2 separate regions of the Homo sapiens genome follow, and region 2 is linked to region 1. The links are chromatin contacts, found by Hi-C or POLR2A ChIA-PET in ENCODE. All regions are on one chromosome and are shown on one strand. Each heading gives the region's core, a stretch centred on a gene start or an enhancer-like site at or near the end of the contact. The rest is flanking DNA. Distances are from core to core; before and after follow the strand shown. Region 1 overlaps MYH11 (myosin heavy chain 11). Region 2 overlaps MYH11 (myosin heavy chain 11).

Region 1 (6,483 bases), core at 2,621-5,120:
AATTTTTGGTAAAGGGGGAATGCTGAATGGATTTTTTATGTACCAGCAAACATGGTATATTAGCAGTTACAGTGCAGGACCCTGTGGAATGGGCCAGGGAAAAATGTTGACATTCCTTTTCCTTTTATTTGGCACCCAAGAAAACAGTTTGGTTGTTTGGTACCTTGGGTTCCAGTTTTGTGCTTTGCCTCTGGTCTTCCAGAAATGGGCAAGTATAGGGCTCAGAACTAAATTCCCAGGGGCCGTTTGTATTCTAGATGATAGAACTGGAAAGATGTTAGGCTTTTAGAAAGAACCAAATATTGCTAAATGCATCCAAACTCGGGATAATGAAGTCTTGGCAAAGACCTCAATCCTCGTGACTTGAATCAGGCATTTCAAGTTAATCCAAAAGTTTGAGTTAACTGGTGCCTTCAGTCAATTTAACCTCGAGTTTATCAAGCAGCTTCCAAGTGACTTGACCCATAAAAGACCTTGATTTTGAAAGAAAAATATCTTGCTGACGTCTCTCCAAAAGTATAACCGAATCCATCCTAATTAAAGATTGATCTGGAAGAGGATCCTTGATGTATTGGAGGGTATAATAAAAGCAAATGGTGCAGGAGAAAGAAAGGCAATTATAAAGTTGGGGGTGGGGGAGAAGCTGAACAACAACAAAGGAAATGTAATCATAGGATACAGTTTGACACAGAATATCTAATTAATGTCATAAAAAGGGAGTTGGCAAACTGTTTTTGCTAAAGGGTCAGTAGTAAACGTTTTAGACTTTAAGGACCAGATGGCCTCTGTTGCAACTACTCAACTCTGTTGCCTAGTGAGAAAGCAGCCATGAGAAATAAACAAGGACATCAGAGCAGCTGTGTTTCAATAAAACTTTATTTACAAAAACAACAGGGGACCAGATTTGCCAACCTGTGATATAAGCCTTATATATTGATTCAACTAAAAATAGCTGGGGGTGGCTGGGCACGGTGGCTCACACCTGTAATCCCAGCACTTTGGGAGGCTGAGGCGGGTGGATCACCTGATGTCAGGGGTTCAAGACTAGACTAGCCAACATGATGAAACCCCGTCTCTACTAAAAATACAACAAATTACCTGGGCATGGTGGTGGGTGCCTGTAATCCCAGCTACTCGAGAGGCAGGAGAATTGCTTGAATCCGGGAGGCAGAGGTTGCAGTGAGCAGCCAATATCGCACCACTGCACTCCAACCTGGACAAAGGTGAAACTCCCTCTCAAAAAAAAAAAAAAAAATAGCTGGAGGAAAGGAAAGGTAGTATAAGAAAGCTGCATTTTTGCCTACCATAGCAGGAAGTCACTAGATACTATCTAAACTTGACATATCCAGAAATCGCCTATTACAGCGATTGTGCTTTGCCTCTGGTCTTCCAATAGGCCAAAAGCACCTGTTACTTTTGGCACTGAGGACTGGTTTCCTGGAAGAAAAGTTTTCCACAGACTGGGCGGGCAGGGTTGGGGGGATGGTGTGGGGATGATTCACGTGTATTACATTTACTGTGCACTTTATTATTACATTGTAATATACAATGAAATAATTATACTAGTCACCATAATGTAGAATCATTGGGAGCTTGTTTTCCTGCAGTCCCATCGGGGGGTGATGGGGGACAGTGACAGATTATCAGGCATTAGAGTGTTATAAGGAGGGCACATGTGCAGCTCACGATAGGGTTTGCGCTCCTATGAGAATCTAATGCTGCTGCTGATCTTATGGGAAGCGGAGCTCAGACAGTGATGCAAGCGATGGGCAGCAGCTGCAAATAGCGGATAAAGCTTCACTTGCTCACCTGCTGCTCACCTCCTGCTGTGTGGCCCAGTTCCTAACATGGACCGGTACTGGTCTATGGCCTATGGGTTGGGGAACCCTTGGCCTATGATATGTAATACATAATGGTATATACATTATAATAGGCTAGTATATATAGCAAGCCTATTGTACAGAGAGATAGTGGTAACTGCCAGATAAAAAGCAGCTAAAAGAGATAAAAGCAGGTATTATGGAGTAAGGTAGAGTTGGAGAAGGGATGTGACAGGAGAATGCTATTTTTCATTATAAACCTTTGGTAGTAATTGATTTTTAAAACTCATGTGCCTGTTTGAATTTGATAAAAATTTTATAAATACATGAATAAGGCCAGGTGCGGTGGCTCACGTCTGTAATCCCAGAACTTTGAGAGGCCAAGGTGGGTGGATCACCTGAGGTCAGGAGTTCAAGTCTAGTGTGGTCAACATGGTGAAACCCCATCTCTACTAAAAATACAAAATTTAGCCGGGCGTGGTGGCGGGCGCCTGTAATCCCAGCTACTCAGGAGGTTGAGGCAGGAGAATCGCTTGAACCTGGGAGGCGGAGGTTGCAGTGAGCCGAGATCGCGCCACTGCACTCCTGCCTGGACGACAGAGTGAGACTCCGTCTCAAAAAAAAAAAAAAAAAAAAAAGAGTAAAGGTTGATCTAACTCTTCTGACAGCTTTGTCTCTGAAGGCTGAAGGCAGGGTGCCTCTAGACAATTGAGGTAAAGGCATCCCTTCCTCCAGGTAAATGTAACTTCGTGCCAGGGATTGTGGCTTAGCAAGCAGAACCAAGGCTGGATATCAGCTGCAGTCACTGGAGCAGTGCACAACCTGCACCGCTGTGTAAGGCTGGCAGTGGTTGGTGAGGCTGTCTACGTGACGATGCGTGAGGGCTTTAAACGGTTCAAGCCTTGATAAAGGGAAAGGAATTATGATGGCCCAGACCCTTGACCAGATCTCGGTCTCATGTTGAAATTAGAAGTATGTCTTATTGACCCTGACCTGTCTTCCTCTCCTTCTAGGTGACTTGCTTTTGGAGGGCTTCAACAACTACACCTTCCTCTCCAATGGCTTTGTGCCCATCCCAGCAGCCCAGGATGATGAGATGTTCCAGGAAACCGTGGAGGCCATGGCAATCATGGGTTTCAGCGAGGAGGAGCAGCTATGTAAGCCTCACACCTTGAGTCTGGAGGGTAGCTTGCCTGGATACCAGTGGAACCTGTTAAGAACTCTTCTCTGGTCAGGACAGATTTCTGCTCTCTGAATTCCCCACCTTCCATTAAAAAAAAAAAAAAAAAAGGAGGAAAATGAATTTTATTCTAGGTGGTTTGTTTGTGTTGTAGAAAAGTGGCTGTATAACTAGGGTTGCAAGTAACCCGAGCTGGCTTAAACCAAAGGGAAAGTGACTAACTCAGAATGTTGAGAAGTTCAGGGAGGTTAGGCACAGTGGTTCAGGTCTGTAATCTCAGCGCTTTGCGGGGCCAAGGTGGGCGGATCACTTTAGGTCAGGAGTTCGAGACCAACCTGGTCAATTTGGTGAAACCCTGTCTCTACTAAAAATACAAAAAAAAAATTAGCCAGGGCTGGTGGTGCACACTTGTAGTCCTAGCTACTCAGGAGGCTGAGGTGGGAGGATTGCTTGAACCCGGAAGGCAGAGGTTGCAGTGAGCCAAGATTACACCACTCCACTCCAGCTTGGGAGATGGAGCTAGACTCCATCTCAAAAAAAAAAAAAGTTCAGGAATTCAAGCTTCAGGTACAGTGAGATCTAGGTGTTCAAAAGATTTTTCTAGAACCTAATTTCTTGTCTTCTATCTCTCTCGACTACATTGTTTCTCTATAGGATGCAGTTTGTTGACAGCAACATAGCTGGGTTCCAGCCCTTATATTCTTTGGGTTTATGTCCAAAGAACAGAGTAGATTCCCGGCTTAAGTTCCTGAATGGAGTGTCATTGACTCTGATTGGTTGGCTTAGGTTGATATGCACATTCCTGAGCTATGCAGCATAGGCAGGGTTGTGGAAAGCGCAGGGTGGTTTCATTATGGTCCCTAAGAATGGATTCTTGGAGCTGAAGGTAGAGATGTTGGCCTCATCAGGAACATGTGGGCAGGGTTTAGGGGAGGGGGAGTGATCGAGGCAGTGGATTTACTCAGGCTTTTCCTGGAGGGGTTGCTCTGGTGATCAATTGATATTGATCAAAATCATCCAACCAATGGCCAAGAAACACACTGGGTCTTGAGAACAGGACAGCTCAGAAAGAAATTCTTGGTCGGGACACTGTGTTTCCAGAAACGATTTTCCTTCTGCGTTAGATGTGCCTCAGTGTTGAAGGTTAATCTCTTTCAGGAACACCAGGACAGAACTGTGGAAAGTTTCCCTTCCTTCCCACGCCTACGCCCGTTTGGAGCCCCAGAATAGCACTGAGGTTGCTGAAATGCTGCATAAGGGGAGGGGCAGCTCCTCCGAAGATAACTTGGGGTCTGGAAAATTAGGCTGTATGGGTCAGTTGACAAATGGATGGTGTATGTGGGTCTTGGCCAGGGTCCCACATCAGAATCTAGTGCTGATAGCCTCCTTGTCTGAATGACATAGGCCCTCCAAGAATGATTCATTTCATTTGGGACAGGGGTCAGTTTTGCTTCTAATCTTGCTTTTAAATAACAATGAACAATGGTTAAGTATTTGCTGTGTGCCAGGAATTTACCAAATCCTTTTTTCTTGATGTACTACACTGTTCAGTATAGTTTTATTTAAATAATAAAAAACTGGAACAGGCTGGGCACAGTGGCTCATGCCTGTAATCCCAGCATTTGGAGACACTGAGGCAAGAGGATTGCTTGAGCCCAGGAGTTCGAGACCAGCCTGGATAACACAGTGAGACTCTGTCTCTACAAAAAAAATAAATAGAAAAAAACTGGAACAAACTAAAATAGGTTGATTAATAGAGGGTTTATTAAATCATTGTCTGTCCTTGTGAAAGAAAACAATGAGACCATTTAAATTGTTTTGCTGGGCATGGTGGCTCACGCCTGTAATTCCAGCACTTTGAGAAGCCAAGGCAGGCAGATCACTTGAGCTTGAGTTTGAGACTAACCTGGGCAACATGGCAAGATCCCTTCTCTACAAATAATACAAAAAATTAACTGGGTGTGGTGGTGCACACTGTAGTCCCAGCTACTTGGGAGACTGAGGCAGGAAGATTGCTTGAGCCCAGGAGGTCGAAGCTGCAGTGAGCCGAGATCACACCACTCTGTCACCTAGGCTGGAGTACGGTGGCGCAGTCTCAGCTCACTGCAATCTCTGCCTTGCAGGCTCAAGCAGTCCTCCCAGCTCAGCCTCTCAAGTCGTTGAGACTACAGACATGTGCTACCACGCCTGGCTAATTTTTGATTTTAGGGTTTTTGTTTTGTTTTGTTTGAGATGGAGGCTTGCTATTGTCACCCAGGCTGGAGTGCAGTGGCACGACCTCGGCTCACTGCAACCTCTGCCTCCTGGGTTCAAGCAATTCTCTTGGCTGAGCCTCCTGGGTAGCTGGGATTATAGGCGCCCACCACCATGCCCCACTAATTTTTTTTGTATTTTTAGTAGATACTGGGTCTCGCCATGTTGGCCAGGCTGGTCTTAAACTCCTGACCTCAGATGATCCACCCATCTTGGCCTCCCAAAGTGCTGGGATTGCAGGCATGAGCCACCGTGCCTGGCCTGGGGTTTTTTGTTTTGTTTTGGTTTGATTTTTGGAGGGGTGGGTAGAGACAAGGCTTCACCATGTTATCCAGTATTCTCTGGTCTTGAACTCCTGGGCTCAAACAATCAGCCCACCTTGGCCTCCCAAAGTGCTGGGATTACAGGCATGAGCCACCATGCCCAGTCCCCAGTGTTCTCAATGTACTTTGGCACTTGTTTCCCCTTTAACCACAGAGACCAGACTCCAGGCCCAGCACCTTCGGCAGCCCCAAGCATCTAGCTAGAATTTGGTAATACTGTTTTCCTTGTATTTATATTTATAATTGCCATCTATTTATGGCAAGTGAAGATGATTTGTCACTGAAGATAGAGAAAGTTTTCTATTAAAACAAATGTAAGGAAAGAGAAGGAAGTAAATTTAAAGAAAATGATTAAGCAAATAATGGAGCAGATGGTACACAGAGCAAGCATTCAGACGATGGCGTGCAAATGACGAACTCTCATAGGAACCAACTTAGTCCTAAATGTACACCAACCCCATTTATAAACCAAGAGCTACTTCCAAACCCTCCATCAAGGGGCCTATGGAGAAGGGGGTGGGTCAGGCTTCAGGCTGGAGCTTCATGAGGCTCCAAGTGACCAGGGGACACCAGGATTTTCCCCACCACATTGGGTTCTGCAGCCTTGAACTCCTGGCCTCAAGATATCCTCATGCGCCACCATGCCTGGCCTGGTTATACTGCTTCTAATGTATTTTGAAGATAAAAAATAAAATCACCTAAATTGTCCATCCTGTGTATCCCTGGTGGTACACATGTCTGATGTTGGAAAGTCCTGTTTCTTATTCCTCAGCAAGAAGAGAGGTGTAAGGCCACTGTAAAAAATTAGCACAAACTTGATGCCTTAAAACAACAGGAATTTATTCTCTCCCAGTTCTGGAGGCCAGGGTTCTGAAATCAGGGTGTCGGCAGGAGCCGGGCATAATGG
Region 2 (6,483 bases), core at 2,000-4,499, 37 kb before region 1:
GTAAGGATTCCAGCATATGAATTTGAGGGAGACATGAGCATTCAGACCATGACACCTTGTAATCAGAAAGGGGTTAAATATCTTTGGTTGAATATCCTGTCCTGCCGATTCAGAATCACTGCTGTCTATAACCTCTTCCCTAGATCACTGTTTTAGATGATGATGATAAAGATGATATTAACGGCAATTACCAAGCTCTTAAATGTGCTGTGGGTAAAACAATTTTAAGCTCTTTCTGAATCCAGTCTCTTTCAATCATCTTCATGCCCTTGAAAGGTCTGGATTTTTGTCGATTTCCCTGGTGAGGAAACGGGCCCTGGGGGCAGAGGTGATAGGGTGGAGCCAAGAAGTAATTCCCAGCTGTTTCTCTGCAGAGGCAGTGCTGCTACAAACACATCTCCAGGAAGGGGTACAGCCAAATGCTTCTCTGTCTCTTGTGGGTTTTGCAGTGGCTGTCAGCTATGTGTCTGGCCCGGTTGGGAATGATGGGGGACTGTGTGTGGGAATGAATGGCTCTGTCTGGCTGGCTCAGTCTTTACAGAGGTGCTAGGAGTGTCTGTTTGGTGCTCTGACTAATCATGAAAAGTTCACGTTTTTATCTTTATTTTATTTTTATTTTTGGTACCCATGGTGCATTACAGGGAAGGGAGACAGCAAAGGAGAATTATTTGTTATAAAATAGTAAATATTGGCCAGGCACAGTGGTTCACACCTGTAATCTCAGCACTTTGGGAGGCAGAGGCAGGCAGATCATCTGAGGTCAGGAGTTCGAGACCAGCCTGGCCAATGTAGTGAAACCCCATCTCTACTAAAAATACAAAAAATTAGCCAGGCATGGTGGTGGGCGACTATAATCCCAGCTACTCGGGAGGCTGAGGCAGGAGAATCGCTTGAACCTGGGAGGTAGAGGTTGCAGTGAGCCGAGATTGCCCCACTGCACTCCAGCCTGGGCAACAAGAGCAAAACTCCGTCTCAAAAAAAAACAAAAACAAAAACAAAAACCGTAAATATTAAATTGAAAAAGGGACATACTTAAGGGAGTGAACCTGAAAAGCCCCAGCTGACACTTGGCAACACCTTCCTTGTTTGTTTTGGGCTTTTTTGAGACAGAGTCTCACTCTGTTGCCCAGGCTGGAGTGTAGTGGTGTGATCTCGGCTCACCTGAGCCTCAGCCTCTCCAGGCTCAGGTGATCCTCCCACCTCAGCCTCCAGAGTAGCTGCATACAGGCATGCACCAGTACAACTGGCTAATTTTTGTATTTTTTGTAGAGATGAGGTTTTGCTATGTTGTTCAGGCTGGCCTTGAACTCCTGAGCCCAAGCAATCCACCTACCTCGGCCTCCCAAAGTGCTGGGATTATAGGCGTGACCCACAGTGCCTGGCCAGCACCTTCCTTGTTAAATTGCATGTGTCAGCCACCTCCCTCGGTGTCCTCCCAGCCTCTGGGCAGTCTGGCTCCCCATTCCTTTCTTTATCCAACAGCATTTTTTTGTGAGACAAGGCCTTGCCCTGTTGCCCAGGCTGGAGTGGAGTGGCACACTCATAGCTCACTCCAGCCTCCAACTCCTGGGCTCAAGTGATCCTCCCCTCTCAGCCTCCCAAGTAGCTGGGACCACAGGCACAGATCATCACGCCTGGCTAATTTTTTGATTTTTTGTAGAGATGAGGTCTCATTATGTTGCCCAGGCTGGTCTCGAACTCCTGGCCTCAAGCAATCCTCCCGCCTCGGTCTCCCAAAGTGCTGGAATTACAGATGTGATCCACCACGCCCGGTCATTCTAACAATATTGATTATTAGATGTTGCCCTAGACACAGCCTACTGTGCGTATGTGTAAATACGAATTGAATCATCCCACAAGTAGCTGCTAAGTAGAGGAGGTCCAGAGAGTGGGGAAGTGTAGCCCTGGGGACCTTGGGAGGACAGGGGAGGCTTCCTTGGAAGGTGAAGTGTAGGCTTGGCTAGGGAACTTGATATAGGTTCTATGAGGCTGCTGGGGCTGGAGCAGAGAGAAGGGGGAGAATGTAGGAGGTAGGAGTGGAGGCCCAAGAGGGAGAGCGTTGGTTTTCCTGTCTCCTACACCCCTTCACTGGCCAGTTCTGCTTTCATGTTTTTATTTATTATATATTTTTTGAGACAGAGTTTCACTCTTTCACCCAAGCTAGAGCGCAGTGGCACAATAATAGCTCCCTGTAACCTCGAACTCCTAGGCTCAAGCAATTTTCCTGCCTCAGCCTTCCAAATAGCTGGGGCTACAGGCACACACCTCTGTCCACAGCTAATTAAAAAAAATTTTTTTTTCATAGAGATAGGGGTCTCGCTTTGAGTCTCAAACTCCTCGCCTCAAGCAATCCTTCTGCCTCAGCCTCCCAAAGCACTGGGATTACAGGCATGAGCTCCTATGCCCAGCCCAGTTCTGCTTTTACAATACCAGGGCTTCCTGTAGGTTTGGAAAACACCTGTTGGGTTGCAGCAAAGGCTCTCAAAGTATCTCTTCTTACTCAGCATGTCATCCTAACCAACTCTGCCGGGAGAGTAGAGTGGGGAGATGAAGGCTGGAGAAAGAGAAGGGCCCTCACTTACAGAATGGCTTAGGTCATGGGCTCTGGAGCTGGGTTCACCTCCCAGCTCTGCCCCGGCTATTACTTTGTGCCTCAGTTTCCTCACTTGTCCCGTGAGGATGATGACTGTGCTTACTCCAGTTGTTACAAGGGTGATTCGGTCAGTGTGTAGGGACACGGTGCATGGACAGGACAAGTTCAACAGGCATTAGCAGTCAGCTGCCGAGGACCCACCGTCAAGGGCCATGCAGTGGCCACCTTCACAGTCACACCACAGAAGATCCAGAACCTCTGGCATCTGCCTCCGTGCGGGGCATTAGGTAGAGAGCCACTTTTCTGCAGGCAATGGAGGCTGAGACCTTTCTTCTTTACTAGCCCAGGGGTATTGATGGCCCTGCAGAGACGGGTTTTGATTACCTCTCACTGGATCCCCCAGCAGCCTGTTACCAGAAAGAAGGGCAGACGCAGGGAGCCTGGGTCTGTGCTCAGTCCCCGCTGGGTTTTCTCCTTTTATGGTCAGCCTACAGTGCTCTGGCTTCCCAGACAGAATCCACCAGCTTGTGTTTGGGCTTGGGCCGAAATAGCTGGTCTGTGGGGAGCTGGGTACCTCCTGGGAGTCCTCAGGCCCACAGCGGGGGAGGAACCGCTGAAGCCCTTTATCTTCTCAGGAAACGTGCCTGGGGCCTTACACATCCGAGGCTGGGTGGGGAGTCTGGGGAGGAGGAAGGGAGAGAGGCATGTTTAAGGATGGGGTGTGAGGTGACATGAGCCCCAGGGATCTGGGCTGGGAAGCTCAGCCCCAGGCGGGTCCTGATGATGGCCGGCCGCCCCCAGCTCCAGCCTTCCCAGACTCCACGGAGGCTCGGTACTGTGTCCCCGCCCACTTTGGAGCTTCTGTCCCAGGCCCTCTGCTTGGGATGCTCTGCCTCGACCTCTCCCCAGGAGATTCTTTCACATTTTTCTTAATGCTGTTCAGTGGTCACCTCTGCCGTGAAGGCTTCCTGTCTTGCTCAGGTCAGTGTGAAAAAACAAACAAACAAAAAACCTGACGTCTATAGCACTTGGGTTCACATCCATCGTAGCACTGCTCATCTCTTACGGTCATTTCTTTGCCCATCTGACTCCCACCCTGGGTCATGAACTTCTCAAAAGCAAGGATAAGCAAGTCATGAAGCTCGGTGCATTGGCTTGAGCCTGTGATTTCAGTTACTTGGGAGGCCAAGGCGGGAGGATCACTTGAGGCCAGGAGTTTGGGACCAGCCTGGGTAATATTACTAAGTTACCTTACTAGGCCCTGTCTCTACAAAAAAAATGAAAACAAAAAACAAAAAAACCATTAGCCAGGCGTAGTGGCATGCACCTGTAGTCCCAGCTGCTCAGGAGGCTGAGATGGAAGGATCTGTTAGCCCAGGAGTTCCAGACTGCAGTTAGCTATGATCGTGCTACTGCACTTCAGCCTGGGCATCAGAGTGACACCTCATCTCTTAAAAAAGAAAAGAAAAAAAAAAGCAGATCTTATTGACTTTTGTGCTTTCGGTACCTGGCTCAGGACTCGTTTGTTGAATGAATATGTGAACACGTGAATATGCATTTTCCATTGCTTCTACCTTGGTTGCCTCTCTGAGCCAGAGAGCAATTCAAAATAACAAGCATTTCCTGAGCACCTACTGTGTGTCAGGCATTGTTCCTTGTACCTTCAGGAGCTCATTGGTTCAGGGGAAAAGCATTGAAAATGAACAATTTTGTAATTGTTGGAAACCTAATAGAGCTGCATGAAGTGGAAGAAGTCAGATTTATAATCATTCAGAGGTGGTATAAAATGAACATCATTTTTAAAAAAGGTTTATGCGGTATAATTTAAATAAATTCATTTTAAGGATACAGTTCACACCTAAAATTGCAGCTATGTCTGCATAACTGTCTAAATTCACTCATAATTTACATGGTTATGCAGCCATTGCTGCAATATAATTTTATATTTCTATCATCCCCCAAAGAAATCTTGTGCACATTTTTTTGTCACTCCATATTCCTACCCGCAGCTCCTGGCAGCCACGAATTCACAAATCTACTTTCTGTCTCTATGGATTTGCCTATTCTGGACATTTCATATAAATGGAATCATATGTGACCTTTTGTGGCTGGCTTCTTTTTTTTTTTTTTTTTTTTTTTTTTTTTTTTTTTTGAGACAGAGTGTCTCACTGCACTCGCCCGGGCTGGAGTGCAGTGATGTGGTCTCGGCTCACCACAAACTCTGCCTCCTGGGTTCAAGTGATTCTCCTGCCTCAGCCTCCCGAGTAGCTGGGACTATAGGCACGTGCCACCACACCTGGCTAATTTTTGTATTTTTAGTAGAGACGGGGTTTCACTGTATTGGCCAGGCTGGTCTTGAACTCCTGACCTCGTGATCTGCCCACCTCAGCCTCCCAAAGTGCTGGGATTACAGGTGTGAGCCACCGTGCCCAGCCGGCTAGCTTCTTTCACTTAGTATAATGTTGTCAAGGTTCATCCACGTTGTATCATGGATTCATACTATTTATATATTTTTTAAGACAGGGTCTGTCTCTGTCACCCCAGCTGGAGTACCGTGGTGCAGTCGTGGCTTACTACAACCTCCACCTCCTGGGCTCAAGCCATTGTCCCACCTCAGCCTCTTGAGTAGCTGAGACCACAGGGATTGTGCCACTATGCCCAGCTAATGTTTGCATTTTTTTTTGTAGAGATAGGGTTTCACCATGTTGCCCAGGCTGGTTTCGGACTCCCGGGCTCAAGCAATCCACCTGCCTCAGCTTCCCAAAGTGCTGGAATTTCAGGCATGAGCCATGGCCGCCGGCCATAACATCCTTTCTTTTCATGGCTGAATACTATCCCACTGTCTGGGTAGACCACATTTTGTTTATCCATCTACCCATTGATGAACATTTGGTTGTTTCTATTTTTTGGATATTATGAATAAAGTCCATAATTTTTACCAATATGGAAAAGAAAAACAAGAAAAACTCTGAATGCCATATCATGGATAGATGGCCTATTATCATTCCATATCATCTGTACCTTTTTCCGCCAGAATGTTTTGAGACATTTATTAAGTAAGGATCACAATGATGATAATTACTAAAATGGAGAGAACCTGTGGACCATGGGAACCACTAGGCCATGTGACACTCATGTTTATATTAGAGAAAGGCACCGTTTTCTCAAAGCACTTTTCCTCCATCTGCTGAAAGATTATTACAATAAATACACAATGCAATACAATAAATGACCAATGCAAATAGTTTCTCCATAGAGTTATGCAGTGTACAACATGCACCACGGTCCATGGCCATCCTGCAGGTAGGAGGTCAAGTGGAAAGGTCTCCAACTCAGCTCTAGAAAAGTGCAGAGTTAGAGAAGGTATCATAGAAGAGTTGACTCCCAAGACGATGTTTCAGATACAGATTAGGGTATGTACCCGAAGAATTGAAAAGGTACTCAAACTAAAACTTGTACAGGAATGTTCATAGCAGCACTATGCAGAATAGCCAAAAGGTGGAAATAACCCAAATGTCCGTCAACTGTTGAATGGATAAACAAAATATGATCCATCCGTACAATGTGATATGACTCAGCCACAAATAGGCATAAAGTCTGGGACCTGCTACAACATGGATGAACTTCAGCCACATGCTGAGTGAAAGAAGTCAGACATGAAAGGCCGCACATGTTATAATTCCATTTATGCAAAAATATCTAGAATAGGTAAGACCATAGAGACAGAAAGCAAATTGGCGGTTGCAAGGGCTTATGGGGGAGTGGCTGCTTAACGGGTAGAGGGTTTCATTTGGGGGTGACAGAATATTTTAGAACTAGATAAAGGTGGTAGTTACGTAACATTGTGAATGTACTAAATGCTCCTGAATTATGCACTTTAGTTATTTTTT

Evidence for each region. A loop is a pair of places that touch in the nucleus more often than their neighbours do. ChIA-PET counts read pairs that join two places held with the same protein, here RNA polymerase II (POLR2A). Pooled maps may share reads with other maps.
Region 2: a loop to region 1 is called in a map of ascending aorta, with 6 times the contacts of the local background. The contact joins two enhancer-like sites. A Hi-C loop is called at or near these places in 10 of 168 maps with a recorded cell type or tissue (Panc1, ascending aorta, cardiac septum and 5 more) and 8 of 50 pooled maps. POLR2A ChIA-PET finds 5 or more read pairs at or near these places in 5 of 52 experiments (AG04450, Panc1, T-cell and 2 more).

The regions. Positions count from the first base shown.
Region 1 is chr16:15,768,063-15,774,545 of GRCh38, reverse strand. MYH11 (myosin heavy chain 11) reads left to right here. Exons shown (of 41, transcript NM_002474.3): 9 at 2,834-2,977. Among named protein-coding and RNA genes, the nearest start is that of MYH11, 86 kb to the left of the region's middle. Within about 2 kb of position 3,870, at least 5 of the 41 ENCODE cell types and tissues checked have a DNase peak (open chromatin) inside an H3K27ac peak, as active enhancers do; they include ascending aorta, where a contact is called at or near this core.
Region 2 is chr16:15,804,542-15,811,024 of GRCh38, reverse strand. The region is part of intron 3 of MYH11 (myosin heavy chain 11); the gene reads left to right. Among named protein-coding and RNA genes, the nearest start is that of MYH11, 49 kb to the left of the region's middle. RefSeq lists an enhancer at 3,065-3,880. Within about 2 kb of position 3,249, at least 7 of the 41 ENCODE cell types and tissues checked have a DNase peak (open chromatin) inside an H3K27ac peak, as active enhancers do; they include ascending aorta, where a contact is called at or near this core.